Linked DNA regions of Mus musculus: region 1 is linked to region 2. The links are chromatin loops, found by intact Hi-C in ENCODE. Cell type or tissue: heart. All regions are shown on one strand. Each heading gives the region's core, and the rest is flanking DNA. Links, peaks and the distances in the headings are about the cores only.

Region 1 (7,663 bases), core at 1,713-6,712, 400 kb before region 2:
ATTATCTTTTGAAGGGCTGGATTTGTGGAACGATATTGTGTGAATTTGGTTTTACCATGGAATACTTTGGTTTCTCCATCTATGGTAATTGAGAGTTTTGCTGTGTGTAGTAGCCTGGGCTAGCATTTGTTTTCTCTTAGAATTTGCATAACCTCTGTCCAGGATCTTCTGGCTTTCATAGTCTCTGGTGAGAAATCTGGTGTAATTCTAATAGGCCTGCCTTTATATGTTACTTAACCTTTTTCCCTTACTGCTTTTAATATTCTGTCTTTATTTAGTGCATTTGTTGTTCTGATCATTATGTGTCATGAGGAATTTCTTTTCTGGTCCAGTATATTAAAGTTCTGTAGGCTTCTTGTATGTCCATGGGCATCTCTTTCTTTAGGTTTGGGAAGTTTTCTTCTCAAATTTCGTTGAAGATATTTACTGGCCCTTTAAGTTGAAACTCTTTATTCTCATCAATTCCTATTATCCTTAGGTCTTGTCTTCTCATTGTGTCCTGGATTTCCTGGATGTTTTGAGTTAGGATCTTTTTGCATTTTGCATTTTCTTTGATTGTTGTGTCCATGTTCTCTGTGGAATCTTCTGCACCTGAGATTCTCTATTCCATCTTTTGTATTCTGTTGCTGATGCTCCCATCTATGGTTCCAGATTTCTTTCCTAGGGTTTCTATCTTCAGCGTTGTCTCACTTTAAGTTTTCTTTATTGTTTCTACTTCCCTTTTTAGGTCTTGGATGGTTTTGTTCAAATCCATCACCTGTTTGGTTGTGTTTTCCTGTATTTCTTTAAGGACTTTTACCTCTTTGGCAGTGTTCTCCTGTGTTTCTTTAAGTGAGTTATTAAAGTCCTTCTTGATGTCCTCTACCAGCATCATGAGATAATATTTTAAATCTGAGTCTTGCTTTTTGGGTGTGTTGGGGTATCCAGGACTGGCTGAGGTGGGAGTGCTGGGTTCTGATGATGGTGAGTGGTCTTCGTTTCTGTTAGTAAGATTCTTACATTTGCCTTTTGCCATCTGGTAATCTCTGGACTTAGTTGTTATAGTTGTCTCTGGTTGGAGCTTGTTCCTCCTGTGATTCTGTTAGCCTCTGTCAGCAGACCTGGAAGTCTACCTCTCTCCTGAGTCTCAGTGGTCAGAGTACTCTCTGTAGGCAAGCTCTCCTCTTGCAGGGAATGTACACAGATATCTGGCATTCAGACCTGTCTCCTGGCTGAAGATGAAGGCCCAAAACAGGGCCTGTTCCAGAAGCTGTTGCCTCTGCCTGTCCCAGAAGCTCTGTGGCTTCTGTAGCCTGTACTCTCACCTGTGCAGACTAGTCTCTGAGGGATCCAGAACCCAAGATGGCTCCCCCACCTGCTCAGGCAGAGCCCTCCCCAAATTTTCTTTTCTAAGAAGTTTCCAAGTGCTTTGATCTTGCTCCCTCCAGTGCTGGCACGTATAGAGCCACTACCCTAAGCCAATGAACATTTCAGACAAACAGCGACTGGGTGTTCCTCCACAACTGCTTTCTAGATCCGCTCTTGCTGTATTTAAGAGAGCAGAGTAACAATCAGTTTTAGTGAAATAGCTTAAAAATCTAGAGTGAAATACCTTAAAAATCTGCCTGAGAAACTTTCATTTCCCAGAGCTTTATCCCAAATTTGCTTCCCTCTCTAGGGCTAGGTTTAATCCACTTCATTGCTAATAATTAAAGCAATAATAGAAGCGAGAAGGGGAAGAAAGAAAATATGATTTAGGTGATTTGTTGTTTGTTTGAGCTAAGATCTCACTATGCTACCTAGGTTGGTCTGGAATTAGCTACATAGCTAAGTTGCAATTGAACTCTAGATTATTCGGCCTCAACTTCTCAAGTCCTGATATCACAAGCTCTGCTCAGAAATGGACTTTGAAACTCTTTCTCTCATCCTCCATGAACAAGTCTACTCATCAAGTTCTGAGGAAAGTCTTGGGTAGCATATTCCAAGATGGAATTAGCATCTCCATGGCAGGTCAACTTCACAAGGCTGGACTGAGTTTCTTAGAATCTGATCTCTAGTGTGATTTCATATAAAAGGACTAGTTGAGGTATCCTCCTGTAACAGAAAATACACACAAGTTCTATTTGCTCAAATACCAAATTTGGTGCTGTTGCAAATGGGACTCCATAGATATACTAGAGCATCCTAATTAGATGATTTTAAATTAGGAGTTGGCCATTTAGTCCTGAATAATCAGAGGGAAGAGCATGAGAGGAAGTTAAAGCTTCCCTTAGAAAAAGAGACCAATTCCTATAAAAAACTAGATTCATCCCAGGCCTGGAAATCCCCAGCCTTCTTGTAGTCTTTACTTTCTGACGGCCTGTTCTTTGCATCTCAATGCTTGCCCAGCCAGTCCTCAGAACTGTCTAAATCAATCTATGGTGTGTCTGTGTCTTCTGTAAGTATGTGTGTATGTAGGTATGTGTTTTGTCTGGGTGTGAAAGAGACAGAGAGACAAAGGCAGAGAGAGACAGAGAGAGAGACAGAGAGAGATTGAGTAAAGCAACCAAAACTGATAGTAGTCTTAAATAATTTATTTATTTCATTGTACCAGGAAGAGAGAAAAGTTAAAAAGGGAGGAGAGGAGGGAAAGAGGAACATGCCAAACACAGAAAATATGACATGACTATATGATCTTAACTGAAACTTAGTGAAAAATTGGTAGAAGCATAGGTCATTGTATACTTTTAAAGAAAATATAAGAAGCACATGTGGTTAGATATAGAGGAACCAAAAGTGAGAAGTAGAAGAAGTACACATGTAACCCAGCATTCACAAGGCCTAGACAGTAAACTTACCAAGGGTTCAAGGTCATCTTGGGCTACACAGTGAGATTCTGTCTCACAAAGATAATCTCACATTTTACATTTATAAAATTGATTATGATTTCAGTTAAATACCAAGAATTCCACAGAATTTGACAAATAATGAAAGTTATATAAAAAACTTATCTAAGAATAGTTGTTTCTTTCTTCACTTTTTTAAACCCACAAAATTTAATTACTTTATTTGACAAGAGACAATGTCATGTTCTAACAATATTATACTATAGAATAAGGTTTTCAACCACTAAATTCTACAATAGGCATTTGTGAGATTATAACAGAGTTAACTGACAGAATTAGTGTACTTTAAACCAGTTAAATAATACAGGTAGTCCTCGAGCTTCAGATAGAGTGAAAATTACGAAACTATTCTATAATTTCAATCCTTTTTGAAACCTCAAAGTCTACCACCAGTGACACACCTTTTCCAACGAGGCAACTTTTCCTAATGTTTCCCAAACAGTTCTAGCAACTGAGGAGCAAGCATTCAAGTACGTGAACTTGTAGAGGCCACTTTCATTTACACCACCACAGAGAGTGCCTACCTCATGTGGGTAGAAGCAGGGGTGCCTACAGAAACCGGAAGAAAGCATAAAATTGAGTGGAAATGTAGCTACAGACTGTTTCGAGCCTACTGAAGGGGAGCAGGGACCCCTCCCATGTCCTCTAGAGACCAGGAAGTGCTCTTTTTTGTTTGTTTGGGGTTTTGGTTTTTATTTAAAAAAAAATGTTTTTTCAGACAATATATTTTTGTAGAAGTTAGTCCTTGATTCTTCCTCCCAACCCCATGCTCCCAGAAATATGATTGAGACTCAAAATATATTTACAAAAACCTTGGCCATATAGCTAGGCTATTCTCTAACTAGATATAACTTAAAATATCCCATTTATTCTGACCTATATTCTGTCATGTGGCTGGTCACCTGTGTTCAGTTACCATGTATCTGACCTGCTATATCTTCCCAGAGAATTCCCCTCCTGGCTCTATCTCAGAATCCTTTCTTTCTCCTGGATGTACTATCTCTATTTTCTGTCTAAATCAAAAGTATAGTAGCTTTTGAAATTGATAGGTGATGCTTTCATACAATTCACAAGATACTTTCTCTACATATTGTTATTGTGATTTCCTCCTCCAAGATCTGTCCCATTTCTCCACACACCCAATTCCACATCATAATCTAAAAACTCATACACAAGATGTGCACACATAGACACACACACAGACACCACACACACACAGATCTTCAGTCCAGATTTTTTAAATTAACTATTATTTTTATTTTAGAGTATTTTAATATGTGATTAATATAGTATTATTAAGTCAATATGGGTTATATTATAATAATATGATAAATAATATAATTTATTGAATTAATTATGTGTATGTGTTTTGCTAGCCTATATAAATGTGCACCTCAGGCATGCAATTCCAGTTAAGGCCAGAAGATGGCGCCAGATCACGTGGAGCATCTCTGGCACGTGTGGTTCTAGGATTCAAAGATCCTCTCAAAGAGCAGAAAGCACTCTATTATTAGTGTTGTTGCTGTTGTTGCTATTGAGAACAGATTCTTTTCTCATACAATAGGTCTTGATTACAATTTCTCCTCCCTCTAATCCTCCCAGCCCCTCTCCCCATCTCTACTTTCCTCTGGCTCCACTCCCTTTTTGTCTCATTAAAAAAGAACAGGCTTCTAAGAGATAACAAGCATGACAAAAAATATATATAAGATAAAACAAAAACCATCAGATTAAAGTTAGACAAGGCAAATCAACTAAAGGAAAAGAGCCTAAGATAAGGCACAAGAATCAGAGACCCACTCATTCAAACACTCCATAGTCCTATTATAACGCTAAACTGAAATCCATAATACATGCAGAGGGCGTGGTGCATGAGTCTGGGCTCTCTAGACTCTGGTTCTCAGTCACCCAAGCAGTGACGGGTATGGATTCCCTCTCATGGAATGGGCCTTAACTCAAACCAGACATTGGTTCTTCACTCCCACAAGCTTAGGGCCATCATCACTAACATATTTTGCAGGCAGGACAAAGATCTAAAGGTTTGTGGCTGGGTTGTTGTTTATGTTTCTCTTTTGACAACCTGCAGAGTAGCCTATCATACCAAAGACACTAGAATGTAGGTGTAAAGGGTCTATGTAGGCACCAGCTTGACCTCTGCATGTTCAATGAGTTGTTTGGGTGTTGTCTTCAGCATTGGGGTCTTGCTGTCTGTTGAGAGCAACCTATTGTTTCGTCAACAGCATGAACTGTTTGCAGATTTCCCTTTGGCCAACAATTCAAGTAGATGTAACATAGTCCTGGTACTGGAAGCTTCAGTAGGTGACAAGAGACTGCCAGTTGGGACTCCATCTCCCTCACTATTTGGTGACTTCATTAGAATTATCTTTATTTTTTTTAACAGTTTCCACTGTATTTGGTTTCCATCCCATCTCTTATATGCCCCTCAGATCTAGCCGTCTTTCCCCAGAAATGGACTTTAGACATTACCTATGGTACAAAACTTCTCTTATAAACCAATCACTGCCAAATAATAAAATAATGAAAAAAAGCAAAATTCCCCCAATATTACTTAGATTTTCAAAAAGAACTGCAGCCAAGTTCCTGTCATTTGAAAAGTGAAAACGACATTGCTTGGTAAAAATCACAAGAAGAAAGTTGAATTGAAAAATCCAAATTATTAAATGAACCTTTGTTTTCCTAGAGTGAAAACATCACTGTTCCTGTCTTCGGGAAAGTGGTAAGCAATGAAAACTTAACATTACATGGAAACTGGGAATGCTCACAACAATTTATTTTCCTTTGGGGGCTGCTTTTCAAGACATGCTGCTTCTAATAAAACACCCAGTGGTATTCTCTGATGAGCTATGCTGTGCTTCTCTCTTTCCTTGGTCTCTGAAGACTTGTCACTACCCTCAAATTTCTCCTAAGATGAAATCATAGACTACAAAACTTCCTTTATATGATGAAAGATCCTTGGCTCATAGCAAAAAGAAAACTTATATGTCATCTTGCAGAAATAAATACAGGGAGGGAGTGCTTTTCTATCCAGCTCAGTAGAAAACAAAAACCGTATTCAAGTTATGACCCTCGTGTAGGAATGCTCTGCTTATTGAAAGCAAGGTAGGTTGTAAGAAGGTATTAGGATATTTCTAGGTAAGTTTTAATTTTAAAATTTATATAATTGCTTTTCTTTTGATTCAATTGCTTTCTCTCAATATCTACCTATATCTGCATTAATCCTGTTTAACAAGCATTTCTGTTCTAGCCATTCAGCAGCCTTTGCCATCCCTTCTGAAAGATGAACGAGTTAACAGCAAATTTAAGGCGTGAGAGAGTAAAGGTCCAAGAATCCAGAAATTATTTTTAATGACAAAGAAATGTAAACTATGACAGGATAATTATTTTACAAATCCAGCTATGTAGTGAGTACTTAATAAGTATGAGCTAAATGGAAAGAACTTCTTAAAGAACAAAAAATTGGGCTAATTTATGCTTAAAATAATAACTATAGTTTGTGCAGAGAGAAAAGGTAAAAATGGAGGAAGGTATGGTTTTACTAATAAAGGGATATAGAAATCATGCTATCAATCAACGATAATGAGCCTGCCCCCAGGGATCTATGGAGTTGGAGGCAAGACCACACTGCATTTCTATCTTCTAAACAAATCACAGTTTTCAGATATTGTATGTTTTCTCACACACAGAGAATGTTCTCTGATCCCCTAAGAGTCTAGCAAATGTTCTTTACAATTCTCTTTGTCCCTGTACAAGAAAATTCCCCATCAAGCACCACAACCTCTTGCCCATCTCAGTTATAACATTTACTGAACTTTGTAGTCACTGTCTGTAAATTTACCTAACAGGTAAAGAGAAACAAAGTAGAATGAGTTTTTTTTTTAAGTAGAAAAAAAGGGGGACCTAGATTCATGTACCATGAACCACATTATCTTAGGTTGGTAATTCTCAACATGACAGCACAGGGAATTAGCGCAGGTGCTCTAGAGACTAGAGTTCCTAGGCTCCAATGCTGGATATTTATTTGGAGGCTGTTGTCTGGGTCCAGGCATGAGAATTGTTACACTTCTTAGTGTTTATAATCCATGGCAATGGTGTGAATCACTTTGTGGCTCTGTGACATATAAATGATCAGAAGGCTGATGAGTTTTCTGGGGGCTGGCTTTGGAAAGGAAAGAAAGTACAGATTTGGGCAGCATAATGAAGAACAAAATCTTATGCATACACTACTTTTACAATCTGCAGTCTATAAACAATAAATGCATAAAATCACCCTTCATTTGACTGTGCACAATCAGTCTATGGCCTGAGCACATTGCTTTGCCCAAAAGAAGTTTAAGGTAAAACAGAAAAATATGGCCTATAATGTTTTTCCTCTCAATAGTACTTCCCAGTTCTATGTCCATACTATTATTGCCATTCTTTCTCCATGTCCTTTGGCTTCATAATCAATAGAGATCATTTTAAAGATTCAAAAATCTGGCAACTTTAATCCTGTGTAATGTTTCAGTTTCAACAAAGGCACTGATTTTATGAGTAGGTAAGGCAATAAATACAGGAGGCAAGGGTGATGCCAGATTACTTTAGTTGTAAATGTCAATTTGGGTCAGATAACTATATGAAAAGCTAGGAGATCTTTGATAATTCTATAAGAGCAACAACAGCAACAATAAAAGAAAAGGTGAAATAATTTTGGATAAACTCAGATTCTATAATATTAGTCAGAGGACATTATAGCTATGATTTTTACAAGAAAAGAACTGTGCAGAAAATATTTATAATAAACT
Region 2 (7,663 bases), core at 1,083-6,082:
TCTCATCCCAGAGTGACTGAATTAGGTAGTCTGCTATGCCCCTGTATTCAGTCTCTCCCCACCTTCTGCCACTCCTCCTCCCTTCTTTTCTTTCCTCTAAATCCACTGGTCAGTTTTCAGCTGTCCTTTATGGTATGCTCCCGAGTCAGAACTGTGTCTTCTTGATTGATTCCTGCCTTAGAATTGCTATGTATGTTATGTTGAGGGGGAGGATGCGAGAAGAGGTGCATTTCCCTTCTCTCAGCCAAATTCACAGTGAGAGTGCCCGTGGATCCCACAGAACTAACTGACAGATTGATGATTGCAGTCTGTTCTGTTCTATTCTCTGCTTCATGCCATTTGAGCTCGCTCTTACCACAGTGTACTGGTCATCTTCCTCACTGTAGATGCCCACCTTGTGGGTGACCTCAGCACTCGTACCAACATTCTTCTCCACCTTGATGCTGCCTCTTCCCGCTGAACTACAGCTCCAGAGAGTCCCAAGCTCCCTGCATCTCCCTCTCTAGCCCAGTGATCTCTGCACTCTGCTTCAGGAACCCACTGACCCACACCTCACACTACCCAGCAAGTCCAGCAACCCCACCTTAAATGTACATCAAGCAATCCTTTCTTTCCAACCCCTCTATGTGCCCAACACTTTCATGTACAGATTCCTCCTTCAGTAATATCGAAACCTCCTCTTTCATACCGTGTGTCTCCTTTACTCAAATATTTCACTTAAAGTAGAAGCGGAACAGAGATAGATTCCTCAGAGTTAAATAAGTAGACAACTGGTCTTATCGTCTTTCTCTGAGCGCTTGGCCAGCCTGAGATCCAAAGAAACCAATGTTCCCGACTTCACACTTTCCCAAGGCACCAATGATTCCCCAGTCTGGCTTCTTGTCTGTTTCCTCTTGTAGAGTGTAGATTCCCATTTCATAACTGCTTATATCTCATCTATTACAAAGGTAGGCAGTTACTGGGATTTCTCTGACATCCTCATTTTCCTTGTTGATTTCTGAACCAATGTTTGTTGGTCCTAAAGCTTTCCCCTCTCTTTTCTAAGTGAGCTCTTTTAGTAGAAGTTTAGATGAATGGGCACAGCCTGACTTATTTTGTTTTCTCTGTGTCCTGCTCAATAATAATAATAATAATAATAATAATAATAATAATAATTGTATATGACTATGTTGACACAAATGCCACAGTGCACATGTGGAGGTCAGAAGACAACTTGCAGGAGTTGGTTCTCTCCTTCCACCATGTGGGCCCTGACGATTAGCTCAGGTCTTTAGGCTTGACTGCAGTCACCCTTCTCCACTTCACCATCACACCACCCCTCCTCCATCGTTTAGTTTTCTTTCAGCTGGAATAGATTTTTTTTTTCCTTCTACTTCTACTATTCCATCCTTCACAGGACCAGCCTGGTATCCACCTTAGTGTGTGTCCTCTCTGAACGGGCCACAGCACCTTGCCCTCTCCCTCTGCTCTTCCTCCATGTCTAATGGTAGAACCTATATGATGTTTATGAGCTTCTAAGGGTCAGCTACCCACCTGTCTCTCCATCCTCACTTGAAATGTGACCCTGAAACTACTCTCCACACTCCCTCTCAGGAAAATACCGCTCACTCCAGCTACCTTTCACCATACCCTCCGTCCCTCTTTGAACACCACCACTTCTGCTAGGTATTTTCGCCCTTTCCTCTGTTTTGTCTTCCCGCCACCCGAGAAACCTCTTCAAGACTTACCTCCCACTGTGGCACCTTCTGATTCGGTTTCCCTGTTCCACACTTCATCTGTAGCTCAGGCTTCTTAAATATATGAGTATAGTCTCTGGCTTACTTACTCACACAGTGTTTATCCTCTCCTGTCCTTTGGGGGAAGTAATTCTCCTGGTTCTGTGTATCCCTCTGTTCCTCAGCGTCAGCTGCCTCTCCCAGCATTGCAGCCATCCCACTCATCAGAGACAGAAAAAGCACAGGTGTAGCTTTGGCATGGAGCCAAGTGGAACAGAGTGCTTTTGATAAACAGGCCAAACATACTATGTGAAGGACCTACGATGTCACCTAAAGTTTTTAGCAAACTTTTGAAGGTACAAATTCAGTACCCATTCAAATCTTTTTCTCTCTGTCTCTCTGTCTCTCTGTCTCTGTCTCTGTCTCTCTCTCTCTCTCTCACACACACACAGCTGTTATACAAACAACTAAAACTCTCACCTGAGTACCTCTGTTTTAATCCTTGTGCTTAAATTCCGTGTTAGAACACCATCCAAATAAATGCTAACTTCACTTCCTACTGATTGATCCTGAAATCCTTTCCTGTCAATACTCTCATCTTCACCTGAGTGGAGACCCTTGTCCTCCTGCCACCAACTCTCCACTTCACTGCTCTCTTCCCCATACTTTCCTCAGGGACCCGAGGAATCCCTTACACTTACATGGTGTGTACTGATTGTATGCGCCACGGTCTTAGGACAAAGCTTTGGGCTTGTTTGTGAGGGCTTGCCAGATAAGATTGAGGCTAGAGGACCCACCATATCTGGCAGATCAGACATAAAAAGGAAGATGAGCTGAGTTCCAGAGTTCATATCTCTCTGTGTCCTGACTGTAGATGCAATGTGACCTGCTGCCACCATATACTGGAGCCAGAATAAACCCTTCTTTCCTTAAGTTGCTTTGGTTTGGTGTTTTATTGTATTAGCCAGACAACAACTAATGCAGTGTTTTAAGCAAACAATAGGGAGGGTTGTTTTGTTCATTTAAATATTTGACAATTTTTTTTTTTTTTTGAAACAGGCTTCATGTAGCCCAGGCTGGCTGGAAGTCATCTATATAGTTGAGGATGATCTTAAATTTTTGATCTATTCTCCTGCCTCCACCTTTGAAGTGGACGATTACAGAGGTATGACAGCATCCCTGGTTAATGAGGTACTAAGGATTGCACTTGGGGCCTTGTGTGTGCTATCGACTGATAGGCATTGCTAGTCCCTGCTGTTATTTTTAGTGTCATTATGTTTTCTGGTATGAGTTTTCCTTTCCTTATGATCAAAAGTCAAAGCAAATTTCTCATTATATGCGGGAGTGGTTCACTCTTCACTCTCTTATCTCTATCAGTCACTGCTTAGTTATAGAGGAGGGCCTGTCTGCAGAAGTTCCCTCTCAGGTGTGCACCGCCCCCTTTGGACGGGCATTGACAGCACTCTCTGGGTGCTCCATTAGCGCCACCTACTGACCAGTTGGTGCCAGTTGCTGCTGGGTTCTTCCCATCCTTCCGAATTCCCAAGTGATTTTTGAGGGAATTCTTACATAATTTCCCTAATATTGGCTCTCTAGTATTGGACACTGCTGCTTCCCTGATGAATGCTTAGATCTTTAGCATAGTGTGCTGTGCAAAGAAAGTGTTTTTACATTTGTCCTGACATGGAATAAGTTTTACTTCATCAGAAGTTTGGGATGCTGGGCTATGAGCAGGGCTTCGAGGATGAGTTTATGGATACTGAGAGAATTATCAGACGTTAGAAGTATGGAGACATTGCTGACAATCCTGGGAGGAATAAGCCTCAAAAAATAAAAACTTTGAGGAAGGGAAATGTGGGGAAGAAGGGAAGAAAGCCTCCTAATCTTCCTTTTTTCTTCATTTCACACCTATGACAAGGTAGGGCACAGGGAGGGCATTCCACTTATTTGGATTTCAGTGCATCTTTTCCAGGATTAATAGTCAGATGTGGGAAACTATGCAATTTCCTTCTTTCTTTCTTTCTTTCTTTCTTTCTTTCTTTCTTTCTTTCTTTCTACTTTTTAGAACTGTATACAGTATATTTTCCCATATTCTTCCCTTTCCTCCCACCTCTCACTTCATGTCTTTTTCTTTTAAATAAATAAATAAATAAATAAATAAATAAATAAATGCCACTAAAACCATAGGGTCCTATTTATGTTGGCCGTCTACTCCTGAGCATGGCCTGCCGTGGAGTGTTGTTGATACCCACAGCATCTCTTCATTGAGGAACACTGCTTTCCATCTCCTGAAAGCTAGAAGTTGTAAATAATGGTTTCTTGGATGGGAGTGGGACTCACACTCACTTTGCCTCATTTGTACTAGCATTTTTGTCTCTCTTGACCTTGTGCAGGTCTTGTGTGTGCTGACACAGTCTCCGTGAGTTTGTTTGGGCATTTTGTGGAATGTTGTGGAAACATTCACATCCAGGCTGAGAGTTTTGAGGTCTCTCATTTTCTGCATGTTGTCCAGTTGTGAGTCTCCCCTGATAGTCACCATCTGCTGAAGAAGCTTCCGGGATGAGGGCTGTGTGTTGCACTGATCTAAGTGTTTAGTGATTTGTTCATAGGAGTCATTTCATTGTTATGTTCATTTAGTAGAATAATAGTAGTAGGTTTTCCTCTAGTGCTATTCTCAGGTTCTTAGCCTTGTTAGTTATATCAGGTACGGATTTTATCTCATGGAGAAGACCTCAGACCTAATGAAAAAGTAGTTACTTAGCCCTATAACATGTGAGTCACTATTGTACCAGTGGGCATGTCTTGCAGGAAATTTGTTGTTACTGCTTGCAGTGATGGTAGCTGGGTGAGATTGATTATTCTCTTCCTCCCACAAAATCCAGCTATACCACTCTTAGGCATACATCGAAAAGACTCAATATCATACCAAAGAGATACTTTCTCATCCATGTTCACTGCTGCTTTTTTCTTAATGGCCAGAGTTTGTAAACAGCCAATACGTCCATCAACGGATGAATAATGAAAATGTGGTACAGTTACACAACGGAATATTATTCAACTGCTAAGAGAAATAGAATTATGAAATCTGCAGGTAAATGAATAGAGCTAGAAACATCTAAATGATAACAATGACCATCCTGAATGATCTAACCTAGACCCAGAAAGACAAACATGTTTTCTCTTATACATAGATGTTAGCTTTCATGCTATCTATCTATCTATCTATCTATCTATCTATCTATCTATCTATGTGTGTTTCATTTAGAATACCCACAGAGGGGAAGGAGGTTAGATCAACAAGTCTAACAAGGATATAGTGTATGTGTATAATATACATATATACACATATTAATATACATATATTATATATATTAATTATAGTATTACAAAGGGACACTTGAAGAAGAGGACTGAAGGGGGTGACAGATGGGAGGGTGGTGTATTTAGAGAAGGAAACAGGGAGAGACAACTAACACTAAGGTCCTTTTGAAAAGTATAGAAACCTACTACTGTAAAAGCTTCCTAAAAAGTATACATATAAAACAGAATTTTAAATGGAGCCACTATAATGCAGAAAACAACCCCCAATTAGAGCTCTGCAATTTGATTTACTTTTAATTCAATAGTGAACATGTGCCTTTAGTATAGAATACATTTATGGTAAAATTGAAAAGGTGAATATTAAAAACCCTGTAGAACAATTTAACCTAAATCGCCAATGTTTTCTATTTCCATAAAACTCAACTCTGCAATTCTTTTCCTTTTAAAGATGTTTATGTGTAGATAGATATGTCTGTGTGTGAGTGTGTATGTGAACATGTTTCTGTACACAGCGACTTGGTTGAGTGTCTTTTATCACTCTCTGCCTACTTCTTTGAGGCTGGGTCTCCCCCTGAATCTGAGGCTTGCATTTTCTCAGCTTGGCTAGAATCCAACAAGCAGCCATAATCCTCCTGTATCTGTTCCCCTTGGAGCTGGGGTGACCAGCGTGTTCAGGCTACTTGGCTTGCTATGTGGATGCTGTGATCTGAACTCTGGTCTTTCTGCTTGAGTAATAAATATTCCTAACCTCTGACCCCTCCGCTCTATGACTCTTGTTAGCTGCTGTCCCTGCACCCATTCCCCAGCCTCCATGTTTACCTTTCTCCTTTATTCCCTGCAGCCACAGACATAAATAAATGTAATAAAATGTTATCATACTCCAAGGATGCTGCCAAGCTTAGAAATTGGAGTGATGGTGGTAAATGATGTGACCAAGGGAGATTAAAAAACAACAACAACAACAACAACAACAACAACAACAACAACAACAACAACAACAAAACAGATCCCAGAAAGAGCCTGGTTGCATCTCTGAAGCTCAGGTGCAGCTCAGATTGAGTTGGGTTTCAAGAGGATGAGACACAGGTTGGTATATGCTTGTCTTCCAGCTTTCAGGTTGACTTGTAGGGTTTCTGAGTCCCAAGGTGACCACACTCCTCCTAAGCTGGTTTGAGGCTGCCCATATGATGATGACTTGACTGAAAAAAAGGTAGTTTTTTTTTTTTTTCATTGATCCTGGCATTTTTCTTTTTTAAAGATTTATTTATTTATTATATGTAAGTACACTATAGCTGTCTTCAGACACTCCAGAAGAGGGCATCAGATCTTGTTATGGATGGTTTTGAGCCACCATATGAGTGCTGGAATTTGAACTCAGGACCTTCAGAAGAGCAGTCAGTGCTCTTAACCGCTGAGCCATCTCTCCAGCCTGACATTTTTTCTCTTAATTTTGGTAGTTAATCAAAGATTCAACCTAGAAGTCAGCTTCAAAATGTTGTATTAAAGAAAGTATTTTTTTTTCTTTTTTGGTTTTTTTGAGACAGGGTTTCTCTGTGTAGCCCTGGCTGTCCTAGAACTCACTCTGTAGACCAGGCTGGCCTCGAACTCAGAAATCCATCTGCCTCTGCCTCCCAAGTGCTGGGAGTAAAGGCGTGGGCCACCACCACCCGGCTTAAAGAAAGTTTTAACTAGCTTAAAAACTAGGATCTCCTTATTCTAACTTGTTCTGAGGTTTTGATGCCATCAAAAGTTAAGTGTTTAAGAGTTGGTAAACAAATATTATCCTTTCCCCCTTTTCTATCTTATAACCCCACAGAACTATGGCCACATCATGTGTGAGAAGGTAGGCACAGAAAAGCACGTGGCACATAGAACCCTGAAGGTTGGAGTGTTGAGAGTGGAGAGGGCACTTGTTGGTATGAAATTCTCCCGAGACTTTCTTCTCTCAGGACACGATCTGTCCTGGAAGAGCTGAGACTGCAGCGGGGACCCAGCCTTTGGGATCTCAGGTCCTCAGCAGCCATACCCTTGGGATAGGTGTCTGTGCAATCCCCAATCCACTTGTGAGCTTCGGACGTATGGTCCCTCAGGGGCTTGCAAGCTCAGTGTGGGCCTCTCTGAAGGTCTAGGGCAAAAGAATAAGAGGACTTCATCCAAATAGTGCTATTTCTCTTTGTCCTTCAGCCTCCTCAAGGGCCTGAGGTTTGGGAGGTGTTGGGTTTGGACCAGGCAGGTAAGATTGGCAAGGCAAAGTTGGAGTGAAGGTCTGGAGGCGAAGCAGTGAGAGGAAGACAAGTTAGAGACATAAGGATGGGCTTTGTCTAGTTCTTGTAAGTAAGTTTTTGAGGCTGAGGGTCAGATTATAAGGTGTCAGAAAATGGATTGACTACGGATAAATGGAATAGAGAAACAATGAGGCTGGGTAGAGAGTTTGGGTCCAGAAGGATGGACTCTGACCCTAGCTCTGAGGATTTTTACCCATTCTGAGGATGTCTAATATCCATACATATGTTTGGTATGATGAAAGTATTGCATAAGTTTACTATTTATGAAAATTTAAAATTTTATCTTTTGTATGTAGGAGAGGGGGAAAGGAGAGAGAGAGAGAGAGAGAAAGAGGAGGAGGA

What was found. Hi-C counts contacts between places; a loop is a spot of excess contacts. Peaks named below come from ENCODE experiments on the same cell type or tissue, not always from the same donor. Only the 100,000 strongest peaks of a DNase experiment are listed, where the experiment ranks them.
Region 1: a loop joins it to region 2, with 4 times the contacts of the local background. A loop is called at or near these places in 14 of 42 quality-filtered maps.

Annotation. Positions count from the first base shown.
Region 1 is chr7:104,600,005-104,607,667 of GRCm38, reverse strand. No RefSeq gene overlaps it. Among named protein-coding and RNA genes, the nearest start is that of Olfr655, 6.7 kb to the right of the region's middle. In heart, for the core only: a CTCF peak has its summit at 4,284 (motif pointing right); no DNase peak of the experiment used is centred there.
Region 2 is chr7:104,195,537-104,203,199 of GRCm38, reverse strand. No RefSeq gene overlaps it. Among named protein-coding and RNA genes, the nearest start is that of Olfr649, 9.2 kb to the right of the region's middle. In heart, for the core only: no CTCF peak of the experiment used is centred there; a DNase peak (open chromatin) is centred at 3,169.